3 separate regions of the Mus musculus genome follow, and regions 2 and 3 are each linked to region 1. A link is a loop called in an ENCODE intact Hi-C map of the cell type or tissue named here. Cell type or tissue: left cerebral cortex. All regions are shown on one strand.

Evidence for each region. Hi-C counts contacts between places; a loop is a spot of excess contacts. Peaks named below come from ENCODE experiments on the same cell type or tissue, not always from the same donor. Only the 100,000 strongest peaks of a DNase experiment are listed, where the experiment ranks them.
Region 2: it touches region 1 in a loop (2.9-fold over the local background); 1 of 42 quality-filtered maps calls a loop at or near these places.
Region 3: a loop joins it to region 1, with 2.3 times the contacts of the local background. A loop is called at or near these places in 1 of 42 quality-filtered maps.

Annotation. Positions count from the first base shown.
Region 1 is chr2:140,668,971-140,673,970 of GRCm38, forward strand. The region is part of intron 3 of Macrod2 (mono-ADP ribosylhydrolase 2); the gene reads left to right. Flrt3 (fibronectin leucine rich transmembrane protein 3) reads right to left here and starts at 2,506. Exons shown (of 3, transcript NM_178382.4): 1 at 2,276-2,506. In left cerebral cortex, CTCF peaks have their summits at 1,750 and 2,624; DNase peaks (open chromatin) are centred at 1,050, 1,656 and 2,569; H3K4me3 peaks cover 2,764 bases; H3K27ac peaks cover 2,493 bases.
Region 2 is chr2:141,229,222-141,234,221 of GRCm38, forward strand. All of the region lies in intron 5 of Macrod2 (mono-ADP ribosylhydrolase 2), which reads left to right. Among named protein-coding and RNA genes, the nearest start is that of Gm25583, 410 kb to the right of the region's middle. In left cerebral cortex, no CTCF peak of the experiment used is centred here; DNase peaks (open chromatin) are centred at 2,047 and 2,598; H3K4me3 peaks cover 516 bases; H3K27ac peaks cover 359 bases.
Region 3 is chr2:140,820,569-140,825,568 of GRCm38, forward strand. It overlaps Macrod2 (mono-ADP ribosylhydrolase 2), which reads left to right. Exons shown (of 19, transcript NM_001013802.3): 4 at 4,484-4,513. Among named protein-coding and RNA genes, the nearest start is that of Flrt3, 150 kb to the left of the region's middle. In left cerebral cortex, no CTCF peak of the experiment used is centred here; DNase peaks (open chromatin) are centred at 2,030 and 4,527.

The sequences.
Region 1 (5,000 bases):
CATATCATTTTAAAATAAGGCATACTCCCAGCCACTAACATTTGTTGGGTTTAAAACTGTTCGAAATAATCCAGAAAATGGCCAGTAATCTTGGCCTTGGGATGTGTGGCCAAGAAAAGCACAGGGGAGAATCTGCATTGCTTGTGCTTGCCTGTTTCAAACTGATAATTGTATTTTTCATCTGGAGGGACTGACTGTTCATTAGGGTCTTCTGTCCCTAGGCAGGAGCCTCTGAGTATAATTGGAGTTTCTATTTGATTGGGCAATATAGCCAGAGAAGAAACTGGGGTAAAGATAATTAATAGCTCACTAACAAAGTCTGACAGCCACAAGATTTCAACCAAATTTATTTCACACCGCTTCATTTAGCTCTGAAAAAGTTTTGATAGAATCGGAGGCTCCTTAATTAACACTTGAAAGCAAAAGAAACATAGCTTCTATTAGCTGCCACATTTAGTTATGACAAATTTCCTGTTTTGTTTTGTAATTTTTGTTTTAAAAAAAACACCTTTATTTGCTGTTATCTCATAAACATCAGATTCAGGAATTGTTTAATTGGGCATTTTGAACCTAACCAGAATCGATTTTCAAAAGGGTATGCAGAGAAAAAAAAAGAGCCCAATTAATAACTGATTGATGCCACTATTAGAATACCCTATTAATGAATTCACTGTGTTTATTCATTTGCTAATATAGTTTCTCACCCTTGGGAGTTTTCTAGTAAAACAATAAACTGGTATTTCTTGTTCTTTAGTTGAACACATGTAATGACATTTTTAACCCTTTTCCTCATTTTAGGCTGATAAGTATATATATATATGCATACACATATACGTGAAGCTAAGTGATAACCAGCCTTTGCACAGTCATACCATTATGCTTGTTGATATTTGTAGTGATAATAATATGTTATGGCACTTTAAAAGAATTACCTTCTTTGCTCATTTCCAAAGAGATGGGTGTCAGTCACCTGTCACTCTGAGTCAAGCCTAAGTGATCGTAGCCTGGGAGCTGACAGGTTCATCCTTCTGTTTATACTGGTTAGGGTATTCTTACACAGTTAAGGATGAATAAAGGAATAGCCACAGCTGAAGCACTTTTCATGGCTTTGACCATGTTGTTTCATCCCAATAACACAGCAAATATGTGCATTTTGAAGCATAGATTTATTGAGAACAATCAAAATAATTATTAAAAACCATTTGATTTTGTAATTTGGAAAACACCAACATTTTCCATCTCCTTTTCATTCTAAATAAGTAATAAACCCGCTCCCAATGTTGAGAAAAGATGGGCCTGTTGCACTCTTTACCTTTATGCAACCATTTTGTTTCAGACATAATTTACTGAAAAACATTTTTTTTAATTAGATACACTTAAATACCTTTTGGAAGCTTTGTGGTCTAACGCATTTGTATCAATACAATATTTTTCACTGTGTGTTGCAAGTGAAGGGACACTCTGCCTTTGCCATTTGATGAGGCTTCCCTCCCCTGTTCCCCTCACTGCATACATCAAGCACGGCTTCCAGGGTGAGCTTTGTTAGTTTTTCTGAGTGGACTACCCAGTTACTATGCTAGTCACATTCTACACTCGCCCAAGCGATAGGCTTTGACAGTCTCCTGGACTGGGAATATGGTTTGGCCCGGAGATTCTGAGTTGGATTTACTAGTTGAGATTCCCGAGCCCGGAATGCCTGAAGGAGCTGGGGCCGGATAAGCAGTGCAAGCTTTCAAATCTAGGTGTAGCTGTTAATCCTCTACAGAGGCATCCCAGTCTCCCAGCGCAGCTTTGCTGGCGGCGAGCAAGATGTATGCTTTTCATGTACTGCGTACTCATGGGCTGAGGGGTTATTGATTTCTTTCACAGTTATAGAAACAGCGATAGGTGATCATACCACACATACAGTACACACCAAGTTAGCGACCTTTCGCTTTTGTAGCCGAGAAAAATCTGCCTCTCCTATCTCAAACACTCAACTTTCCAACTGCAGTTTTCCGTGAAGCTCTGCGCGGATAGAAATTGCTTGAAACAGAGAGGAGCTATTTATTATTTTTAAAAATGATTTAAGTCTGTAAGAAACTTATAACATTCGGCTATTTTGTAAGACTTTCCCTAGAGCTGGCTTGCACGCACATCTTTGACCCGTCCTGCTGACAGAGCAAACGTGGCTACTTGGATCCCTCATGGAACCAAGCTAGTCATTTCCTTCTAGAGAGTAAGAGCAAGCGAAGTTTCTGGGACAATTATGAGAAAAAGCATGGAAAACACTTACCAGGAAGACGAGGAAAAAGCAATCCTTTATACCCTGCTGCTACAGCTGTAATTCCATTGCCTGTGAGTTGAAGTAAAAACCCTCCCCCGTCTCCGGAGCGCGGCATCCAGTGCACACAAAGCCACGGCAGCTGCAGCCTGAGCGGTCCTGCTTCAGATCACTCCTGCGCTGAGGACTGCGCGCGAGAGCATCCAGTTGACTGCGCGCAGCCCACCTCCAAGTCTGAAGTTTAAAGCTTCACCTCGCAGTGGTTGAGGAAGGGGGTGATGTCATAGGTGGGCAGGACTTAGCCCAGCTCTTGTTCAGTGAGGTAACTGGATAATCAGACAGATGAGCTTTGCCAACGCTAGAGGGGGTGAGAGAAGCCGAAATGAGCCTTTCAGTTTGCCAAAGCTGAGATGCCATTTGGTTTGTAGGCAGCAACTCTGGAATCTCCGCGCTCCCTAAAGTTTACTACTGCAAGGTAGTGATAGCACACTCAGAAAAACACAAGCACGCTAGGAGAATATTTATAAGATCACAATAGAGAAACAGGTGTCTGATGCTCAAGCCATCTGTACCAAAAATAAGTTAACAAAAGTCAGATTATTTTTATTACATTAAAATCGTAACTGTGGAGAACAGAGGATGGCAATCCCAACTAATATTGATTTGGCAAATGAGAAAGCAGGGTCAAATGGTGATTTACTTAGGAGAAGGGAGAAAATGGAAGAACAGTGAAAAATATTGAAGAAAGCAGTCTTATTGGGAAGTAGAAAGGTTTTTTTTTCCACATGCATTTTCACATAATGAAGACTGTTTTATGTACTACTAGAGAGACCACCTACATGTGTGCATAAGGGTATACCTCTACTTCAGAACTAGGAAGATACAATCACTCATATTTATCAGTCTTCCCTAAAATTAAAAGGGTTGAGCCTAACTACATTCTTTTTTATTATTATTATTATGGTTTTTGCTGCCACGAGCATGGCTGCAGTCATCAATATCTTAAAATATCTGTTAGAAATGGTTCTTCCAGGTTTAAATCATTTTAATTTGCGTACATGAATAAATAGTGACAGTTGCAAGACACTAAGATTTCTCTGCCTAATTAACAGGATTCCAAGACTTTAATTTCCAGGTATAATTTTATCATCAGTTTTCTGTTATTTGGACTTGTAAGTTTTCTCCTAAGTAAGTGAATTTAAGTGACGAATCTTGTTTCTATATTTACCCAAATAGCAATCTCCTTTCCCTTCTTTCTTTGCTTGATTCTAACAAGCTCATGACTTTATCCTTTCTAGGAAATGGTCTGTTTGTCTCTGAAGGCTAGTTGTCTGTCTTAGGAGTACATGGCTATTCTCTCCGTTAGCTTCACGTGGTTCCTAACTTGAGTTTGGCAGCTGTTTGACCTTTAGAACTCCCCTCTGAGAATGGGTGCTCTCAGGAGTGGAAGGTGACCCCTCGATAAGAGATGTTCCGACACCTATTGTTCTATGCTTGCTCTCTTGCTGACTTCTGAGGAATGGCCCACTGAATGAAAGTAGGACTTTAGCATGTTAACATCTATTGAAAAGCCAATTTCTCAGAAGTCTTCAGTAGTGCAGGTTAAACTGAGAGGTGGCCGTAGATTTTTGATGGAAAAAGTAGGTGTAACTGATAACCTCTCAGGAAAGGATAGGAGTGATTTCAGTTACTGAAAATCAAACACCTGGATTAAATTATTGTTTGAAATAATTCTTTCTAGAAACCATTTTCAGATGAGAGTTGATTCTATTTTAAAAGGAAAAATTTGCCTGACCAAATTCCTGTGGGCTTATATCCATATTTAATCAGATCTGTCTCCATTCAGCTGCCTGAAAGCCTTCAACAGAAAAGAAAGATAAGTGGGAAATGTGGGTTACAGGTGTGCTAACGGAAAGCTGGCCGGTCTGGGAGAGAGGTGCTCTGAGGATGCATTTCCCTACTCGGCCATTTGCTGTACGACCTCATAGGACCTGCTCCTTGCTTTGGTTTCATTGCATGGGAAATAAAGACAGCAAGAATTTATTGAATGCCAGCTATGTATTCTGCCCCGCCTCCAAGCGGTGAATTGAAAATGTAGCACATGCAAGAAATTGTCAAAAATGTAATCTATCCAAAAGGTATTAACTTTAGAGGCAAATCTTAACAGAACCTTCATTACCATCTTTTCTTTTTACAAACATATATATTCCTTTTAAAAACTAAATTACATTTATCTGTATGTGTGGGTAGGGAGAGACCCACCAGTCATGACGTGGAGGTCAGAAGATGAGTTACAGGAATCAGGTCTTTCCTTCCACCATTCCTGCCAAACTCAATTCTCCAGGCCTAGCACTCTCAGAGACACTGTTTGGTTCTGGACTAGGGACAAGGGACCAAGGTACATATTTTACACATCAAAGCGGTCCCAGCATTCCTCAGTCCCTACCTGGCATCCCCTGCCCCCAGCCTGAACTAACTTAGCAGCTTGGCTGCCCTTCCCCCAGAGGCTCTTCCTTATATACTCCAGACATTTTGGTTTCCTCTGCCTTCTCTCTCTCTTCTTCTCCTCTTCTCTCTCTGAGTTCTCCGAGAAGAGACATTTCTCTTTTTCTCCCCGCCCCGACTCCCTTCTCTATCCCATGGTGACTTCCCTGGCTTCTGTCCTTGCGGCCAGTAAACTCACCCCAGAGCAGCTTTCCAATAAACCTGCATTTAATGTAATCTACTGTGACTTGAA
Region 2 (5,000 bases), 560 kb after region 1:
GAGGTACCATTTTTTTCTTCCCCCTATTCTGAGTCTAAGAACCAATTACTATGGTTATTCAATAACTGACTGTCCAAATTCAAATGGGATTAGTCACTACCTACTTCAGACCAACCTAGTTACTATGTTTATGACAGAATTTGAAGACATAACAATCATGTGTAGATAGTATTTCATGTCTCAGACCTTTCCAAACTCCCCATTTATCATTTTTCCATATGAAGTTATTTCCTCTGGAAACTTTTCTTCTTGTCCCATTCCCACACTTATCAGCTGGAATTATTAGTATTTTTTTACATTTTTACCTAGAATATTAAGAATGTAGCTAAATCATATGGAACATGATATGTAGTTAACAGTTTGTGTCCCATCTGGTTTAGTTTCTGTCACTGGCCAAAACTTAATCAGCTTTCTTTCTGGATGGATACCTTGGGCAGCTGAAAACTGTAATTGAATAATTTATTTTTATTTAGTGGCAATGTCTCATATTTTCAACAATTAATGGCTTTTCTCATGTACGAGATGTTTTTGAATGAAAATACTTCAATCATAATTTTTCTTCATATTTTTGCTTCAGCTCCAAATCAGTCTCCCTTTGTAGCTAAAATAAGAAACGCTGTTGTGCTTCCAGCTCCCCACTCAGTGGAAACATGTGGGGGATTTGTTGTTATTACTGATCTCGGTTGGAGTATTTCACTCCTGACCTAGACTTGAAGATTCTATTAAGCCATCGTAGGGCACACCGCCCACATAGTCTGTGTCAGAGAGTTTCCCCCAGAATCTCTAGTGTGTGGTGCTAACATGCATTTAAGCTTATTTAGACTAATGTTTTCAAAATGCAAACCACTGGATAGAATTACACACTGTGGTGGCCAAAGAAAATGATCTCACTGTGAGAGGGGTGGATAAAAATCTGTATGAAAGAGCTGAGGATATGGGAAATAAAGTGTGTACCCGCAATGAGCCTTTGCACACCCTGCCGCATGCACTGTGATCCCCAGACCATGAAAAAGCAACCGCAGACCCATCCTCACATTGCAGTTTTGAGAGATTTCATATAGATGATTTGCAGTATTATTTCATAGCAATTTACCTAAAAAGAAAAATAAGAGGGTTTGCATTTGCCTAAATCCAGATAATATTTGAATTTAAAGTGTATAGTTTCTCTTTAATTTTTGTTGAATAAACTTATGGATGTATTCAAAAATTAGTTCTGATATATACCATATTCTTTGTTGTATTTGTTAGGTTTGAACACTCAGAAGAAAAAAAAAAGAATTCTAAAATTCTTTTAAAAAATCATTTCATGCAATAAAAGCAATATGATAGATAGACATGCTAGATTATGACTTAAACACTATATTTTCCCCTACTTCTAACCACCCCATATGACATTTTAAAAACAAAGCTCTCTCTGTGCTTTCTTTAAAGTCAAGAAGAAAAAAAAGAGAGAGAGAGAGAGGCTGTATACTATTACGTGGACCTCCAGCATATAAATATATGTGTTCATAAGAAATTTGTAAAATTAGCTCCAGAAAAGCTTAACAATAATGTAGACCTGAAAGTAGGCATGGCCTTTTAAGCAAAGTGCATGTGCAGAAACTTAAAACATGTTAGGAAAATCAACAGACTCTGAGGACATTTCTAGTTTCTTCAAAGGAGTGCCGCCAGTTGAAGGAAGCATCCAGTACCAAAATGGGGACCCCCAAATAAGAGCAATGTGGGAGAAAGTTCAAGGCACTGAAAACATTTGGGGCAGATGATTTGAATGTCTTCCCGAGCCTCTGAGAAGCCTTAAGCTGCACCTCAGCCCTTTATCTTTGACAAATACCACACCGTGTTTCTGCTTGTTATTTTGTGGTCCTGGCGCTCTTGTCAGCTTGTTAAATGGAACTCTGGCTTCAGTCGGGAGATGATAATGTGGTAATCTCTGCGCTCGGCTTGCCTCAGCATCCAGAGGAGCGGCTGTGCCCGACTGTGTGAGGCTGCCCAGTGCCACGCGTAACTGCTGGCAGCTGGGCTGATGGAGAACAGTCTGCACCAACAGATTGAAAATGTTCTTTTCAGATCTTTAGATTGGAACTCGAGCTTTACTTTTCAAAGTCTTGTGTCCACAGCACAGTTCACAAAATAAACTACGAAACCAATTGCTTCAGGAGCCTCCAAGCCGTGACATTAAGGTGGCTGAGAGTCATCACTCTTGATGAAATGCGAAGGAGCAGTCTCAGAATCGCTGTCCATCAGAGGGAGGTTGGGCAAAGCCCCTGGGGTGTGTGACAGCCTGCAGACAGATGGTACATAAGTTTTATGTATACGCACTTATTTGAGGAGGGAGGGGGTGGTATTTAAGAATTCGTAAGTTCTTTCAAATTCATCAGGAGGAACAGGATATGCTTTTTAGCAGAATTGTTTATTTCCATGGAGAAGTTCTGAGTATAAAAATGTAAGATGCAGTGTTTTCTCTGATGCTAATCCTTATCCTGAAGTGCATGAAAAAAGTGAAGAAAAGCAATTGAAAGTAGTCTCATGAAGTGTATAGCTTTTCTTCCCAAAGAGCAGAATTCCAGATCTCTTGCTACCCGGGAGCTCAACCTAGCAGTCAGAATATTCCAATGACCACAGCCAAAGGATGCTAGATGCTGATCAAGTTGAAGGTTTTGTTGGACCCTAAAGTTCAAACTCTTTTGGGCCCTGCGGGTGAGTAGGAATGAGTCCAAAAAGACAAGAAATTCAGTTTGTGAAGGTGAGTTGGGAAGATGTGATTATCTGTATAACCTAAGTTGCTCTGAATTCTGCCCCCTCTTATTACTCATTTGTGAATCAGAGAAGATCTCTTCATCTTGTGGTCCCTGGAAACATCTCAGGGCTGAACTGTTCTCAGGCATGCAACTTTGAAACTGATTAAAAGTAGGCAAATGAATAGGCAAACGGGCAGATGATATACTTGCATAAAACAAAAATACTAAAATGCTGGTTGTCAATTGAGGAGGTGGGGGACATGTGTTGTTTGCTTTGATTCTTTGAGCCTGTGTGTAATAAAACATCAGGGTATAGAAGAGGACAATTAGATGGTCAAACCCTCTGTATTCATCAACATCTCTTTTTCCATTCTGAAGGCAGGAACATGACCATACTGAATGGAACAGCATCCTTTTCACAAACTACTGGAATCCTATCTAAGATTTAGGGATTTTTGTTTCTAAGGAAGAAAATATATATTGGGGGAAGGTGAGGGTATCTTGGTGAGTCTCCCAAATTCGATTATTTCATATCACATCCAAGGTTCTCAAAAGTAAGTGGTGGCAGTGCTCTAAGGAAAGGAAAGGGATGATGGCTGCATACATTTCTGTGATGGAGGACTCTGATGTAAGAGGGCCATAATCCTTTCATGTGTTACCCAGTGTGTTTATTTCTTCCATCATAGCCCAGCTGGTTTTGTTTTTTAGTGAGATCTTGACCCCACCCTCCATTGTGTATCTTTGATTCTCTCCAGAACCCCTCCTTATGGAGCCTGAGGTTAGCTTTTGTATGACATGGGGGTCTGTATTCTTCCATGTATTTAAGCACAAAATGTTTCCTTATGGCAGAATTTTGTTATAAGTCTTCAACACTGTTAACTCTTTGAACCACTGCTGTCTGTAGGCAGCTGATTGCTCCATTGTGTGAATTTGGGAAGGAGCCCTGTTGTTTGTGGTTCCTTGTCAGTGGCTCCTTGGTGGGCATGTCTTATGAAGCAATGCAGAGTTCTGTATGACAGAGCAGGCAACAAAGGGTTTTAATTTTGTCCAGGGAACTCCCTCCACTTTTCTTGTGGGACAGCAAGACCAGGTCACCTAAGGGAGATCAAAACAGTATGAGCAGAGAAAAGGGACCCCTCAAAACACAGACTGGAACAAAAAGCCAGCGCAGTAAACAAACAAAAAAACGAAGCAGGAGGGCCAACATGTGCCAGAGAAGTGGCAGGATAGGGTTGGATCTTGAAAGTCCAAAGGGGAAAAAATAAAATCTGGAAAGACTGATCAAGGGTAAGGAATGATAGTGACTGACAACTGAAGGGCTGATCTCTGTCTTTTAGTCATTGCTAATTTTAACAAAGGAGGGCATTCCATCCCGGCAAGCTGTGAGGTCAGAAGTGAGACTTTGATGAGATGAAGTTGATGGAGAACAGAGGGAAAGATGGCAGCAGTGTGAAGATGTTTCTGAAAGGATTGGCAGCAGGGCCAGGTATAGGCTTCACAGGGTAGCCAGAGGTACCCAGAGTTCTTAAGGGAGAGTCAGGTATCAAGCAAAGCTCACAAGATAGTACCAAGAAGATGTTCCAGTTCCAAAAGAGGATGGGCAATTGAGGCCGCTTAGGATGTAAGACAGGGGAGGCCGATATTGGGCCTCAAGACTCCTCTTATACTTGGATAGAAGGGTAGTAGTTCCCCATGGAGTAGAGTCTGGTTCAGCTACACTAGGGTGGAGTTATGACTCTCCTTTGTTTAGTTACAATGTCTCTAAGTCACTCTGTGAAAGCAGGCATTTCATCTGTTTGTGGTTATTTCTGTTTTGTTGCTTTTCAGGGGTTGACTAACAAATGACAAACATTGTCTTGGGCCAGGTCCTGCCAAGCAATGTCTCTCCTCGAGCTCACACTTCTACACTTATAAAACCTTGTTCATGTCCTGGCATTTCTTTCTAGTAAAAGTCATTCTGCTAGACCTAGATCAGGTTTCCAATCTGTCAGGATCTTTCTCTGTTTTAATTTGAACTCACAATGTTTCCCTAACCTGCTTCAGTCTCATAGCACCGACACATTAAAATATCTGCTGGGTGTCTGTCCACAGAACTGTCTGTAGCTTTATTTTCATTTAACCAAACAGTGCACCAGTGTGCTCCCACGCCCCTACCCCTACACACACACACACACACACACACACACACACACACACACACACACACATACACACAAACACACACACACACACACACATACACACAAACACACACACACACAC
Region 3 (5,000 bases), 150 kb after region 1:
CTCAATGTGGCTACTGTGGTATTAATGTTGCTGCCTTCCATCACCCTGACCAAAACCTTAAACCATGCATAGTGCACTTTGCACTGGGTGTCCGTTTTCTCCAGAATCTTTCTCAGATGAGAAAGATTACAGTTAGTTTTTTATTAGTGAGTCAGAAGAATTTTAATCTTGGTCTCCGTACCTGGGTGATTGTTTTCTGGCAGAAGATAAGTGAAATAAAGGTGACCGGCTCATGTCCACCAGTTATTTAGTAACTGATATGGAATTAACATCTAGGTGGATTATCTTCCAATGTTTTCATGATTTGTCCCAAAAGTCTGATTATAAGCTTTTGTATTTTAATTTCTTTTGTTACTAATCACTTCTAAAGGAAACATGCACACCATGTACTATTTAGAAGTTTTTAAAGGAAGAAAGTAGTTTTATATCAATTTTATTTTAAAGTTGTGGATTATTGGAAATCACCATATTCTTTTGTTACTTAGGATGATTAGCCCAAGAAAGGATGGCTTACAATGTACTGCTTATGTTTTTGGTTTAATACATTGTGAATATTTACACATATAAAAACATGGTAAGTTTCATTAAATATTTTAAATTGGGGTTCAAAAGGAACAGGAAACTCCTCCAATCATTAGATTCGATCATTTATATAGTGTGCAGGTTAGCGTTCTGTCAATTTAATACAACCTAGGATCTTCTGGGAAGAGGGAACCTTAGTTGATAAAATGCCTCCATGCAACTGGCCTGTAGGACGATTGCTGTGGGATGCCCCAGACCAATGTGAGTGATGCCACTAATGGCAAATGTTTAGGAGATCAAGCTGAGCAAACCGTGTAGAGTAAGTCCTCCAAGGTCTCTGCTTTAGTTCCTGCCTCCAGGTTCCTGCATTGACCTCCTGCCCTGACTTTCCCACCATGATATGACTACTGGGTCATATTAACCAAATAACTCTTTCCTTCTCAAGTTGCTTTAGGTAGCAAGCCCCCCCCCCACACACACACATATTTGCAAGAAACAGTTTTTCTTATTTATATTCAAATTTTTAATGTCATGAGCACTGAGACTGTCTATCCAATGGAATCAAGTTATTTTGTTTGGACAAAACAATGAAAACACAGATCTTTCCAATTGCAGTGGTTCCTGTGAGCTGTGCATTTATTCAACCTTTGAGATAACTATTGTAACTTCAGTTTTGCTCCCCAAACTTGTAATAAATTAGTCATTTTATTTTAGATTGTTTGGAATGTGCTGGCTAGTAAGCAGGCACACAGAGAAGTTCCTAAGTCTTACTACAGAAGCATCAGGTTCATGTTTGTATTATTGTTTTGTCCTGCCTCCTGTCCCACAACCATGATGCTCTAGGAATAGCCCAGAACAGGATCACCAGTCATCCTGGCAAGACATTTTGAAGGCTCTAGAAATATATTTCATATGTTTTAAATAATAAGCATTTCAAATAAACTTTAAGAGCTTTGAAATAAGCCTTGGGTTTAGAGATAAGTCTGGCCAAAGATTGGATCTTCTAAATTTTAGAAAATAAGTACTTTTTATATCAAGTGAGAATTAACTAAATCTGTCAATTACCTCACAATTTAAAACATGTATTTAGAAATAATTTGGTACAGAAGTAGCCACTAAGTTCAGATCTTATTTTCAAGGAGCTTCTTATTTAATTGGGATATATATTAATTTATTAGAAATAATTAAGGAGAATCTTGAACCCACAAAAACCATTTTCATTTTCTTAAAATGGAAGAAATATTAATTTGTCTGCCTAGTGACTGTTAGATAGTAGTTGAAGTGTTTTGTGGAGGCAAAGTCATATTAGAAGTCACAATAAAATTTTACTTTGTATATTTTTGGCAATTTTACTGAAGAAAATGACTTCTACATTAGTGTTACAGATAGGTTCATCTAGACATGAACACACATTGATATAAAATGACTTGATGGTTGGCAAGGATAAGGAGTGTAAATCCTACACCTACTCTACTCATCTACTGGACAAGTGCCTGGTTAAACAGATGGGCTCTGGATGGGGCTCTCGAAACCTACAACTTCCACCTTTATCGATGAATGTTAGATGAAAAATAGACTCCAACCCGTTATTGTGTTCCTTGGCACAAATGATGGTCTCAGTAAAGAACTATTGCTTATTTTTTAAATTTATTGTTGGAGATACATTTTTCCCTTATGAATGAATATATGAAAATTGGCAGATGGAATGTCAGGTTCCTGGAAAAAATCATAGACAGGGAGGTCATTCTCAGTTCAATAGGGTGGTTGGGGAAGCAGGTTTGTGGAGTGCCATGTGATTTTATAAAGGATTTGAGGAACTGGCTGGAGTAACCAGGAGATATGGGTTGACCATGTAATTCATCTTCCAGGGAAGAGGAGACAAATGAGGATTCTCGTCACTGTATTCAGGCTCCAGCAGCAAACTGACCTTCTCAGGGCTGGACCTGGGCAAGATGTTAAGCTGTGGTTCGTGTTTGTGTAATACCACTTCTTTTCAGGGTGACTCCAAAGGGGTCTGGACGTGAGCAGAAGGATGGAATCAAGCAGAGTTGAGTTTCTGGTTCATTAGTGGCACATCTATTCTGCCTGTGTTTTTGAGAAGGCACTGAGGGGAGGAAGAGCCACCATAAGATAGCTCTATACTTGGAAGGCCACATGAGACAGAGTTTGATGGTCTGATATTGACATAATGAAAGGACCTTCCAAGGCATTTGCTCTGTATGCATTTTCATGATACTCCCTTTAGTGTTGGAGTAATTAGTAAGCCATCACACATTTAGTCTAACTGAACAATGAATATGAGCACATGTCCTCCACACGATCCATTATTTATTGATTGAATTATTAATGCTAATGACTAATAACATTTATTCCTCTTAGGTTATGGCAATGCATGATTTATGGAATTCACATAAAAATTCAAGCGAAAGACTTATGTTTCCTAAACAATCTATTTAATCTTTTGTTAACTCAGTTTTCTACACACACACACACACACACACACACACACACACACACACAAAAGGAGGACGCTTTTGGTTACCACCTGGTTTCATAATATTGCTGAATATGTTTTTAGAACATGCATAAACAGTGCCTATAATATACAAGTATATGGAATAAAGTTCAGTGCAGTATGTTGAGGTATTGATAGTGAGCCTAGGATTAAATGTAAGAGCCATCTCTTTAGTCCATGCAGTGGATGCTGAATTCTAACTTAGGGTTATGTTTGTACATACATAAGTATCACATTCTTTATTATTGCAGCCAGTCATCTGCAATGCAACCTTCAAAAATGGTTACTTCTTAAGTGCAGCTCAAGTGGATTTTTCTTTAATTGTGCTCATTGACCATTTCTTCTATGGATACCAGGCATTCTGATTCCTCTCTGTGACCCTCTGGTATTTCTTTCCTATCTTTAACATTCTTCCCTCATCCCTTTCCATTTCCTTACTGGATTTATGACTTCTGGTTTGATGTATGACCCATTTTGTGTAATCAGAGCTATCTGTGTAATCACTAGATAGAACTCTCTACCATAACCCTGGGGTAACTAGTGGGCTCACAACAGAAGACAATGACTCTCCGTCTACCTGACAGTGTCCTTAATGAGTATTTCAGCAATGAAGGATCATCTTCCACCTCTTTTTCAGCCATGCATTGCTGTTGGGTTCATTTGGATGCAGACCTCAAGCACACACCTACAGTAGTGAGGTTGTGGTTGCAATGTTTGTCTCTTGTCCAGAAGATATTTTCCTTTTGTTGGCTCCTATACTCTTTCTGCCCCCTTTCTCACAATATTCCCTTAGCCTTAGAGTGGGTGATATAAATATCTTGTTTAAGATTAATTCCATGGAACTTTGTTATATCTATTTGCCTTCCAGGAGTACATAGGCTGAATTTCTGAATAAATCGGTGAGAATTCACAAATCTGTTTAACATTTCTATCTCCTCCCAAATAGAGTCTATATATAGAAATAAATCTGCTGCTCTAGTAAAAGTTTGACTTATTCTTATTACAGCAAAATGTCCTGAGATTGTTTTGTTTGATGGTGTTTAATTTAATTTAATTTATCATTATATTTTCTTGTTACATTGTCCTTTGAAATCACTGAAATTGCCTAAGTAGCATTGTTATATCTATAATTCATAAAATGGAAAACTCAGATCAATTTAGATATAGATAGAGAATGAAAGGATTTCAATATGTACTTAATATTGTTACAAGGAAACATAAGAAAAAATAGCCATTTCAAGAGGAAAAAGGAGCTAAAATAGGGAAACATTAATTTTCATACTATGGTATGATAGTGATAAAGTCTATCCTTGTATGAAAATACTGATTTTCTGTATATGTGTTTGAATAAGATGCGTGATCATTATTAGTTTCTGTTTTAATCATTTTGATACATTGTGTCTCCTGTACATTTTAAAATATAATTTCTTTTCTTTTCTTTGACAGCAAATGCCAGTCTTCTCGGAGGAGGAGGTGGTAAGTGTGGAATATGGCTTAACTTCAAGTACATTTTCATTACATTAACCAGGAGTTGGTTAGCAAGCTCTATGCTGCTACAGCAAGCTAATTTTGCTATAGTTATCACTTACAAAACTAATATTCCCAGAAAATAGTTTATAACAGAAATGCTGTTTGTTGGTTTAAAGAATTATTCTTTTAACTGACTTAAAAATATGTTCAGATTTCAGAATAGCATTTGAAATGTAAATGAAAATACAAAAATTGGAAAAAGAAAAAAATGAAAACATGAAAAAATATGTTTACAACCGTTTTTCTTCTCACTTTTGATGTAAGGGGTAGATGCAGCTGTAATCTGTTAATGTGAACACATACATAGTAGATGAGAGTTACTGCTAGTATGGAGACTAAGGTGGCAGTATTTTGTAGGCTTCATCCTCTTTTCTTTTTAACCATAATTGCTTGGTTTTGCTTTTCATGACTTTGTACTTAGAGATCTTAATAT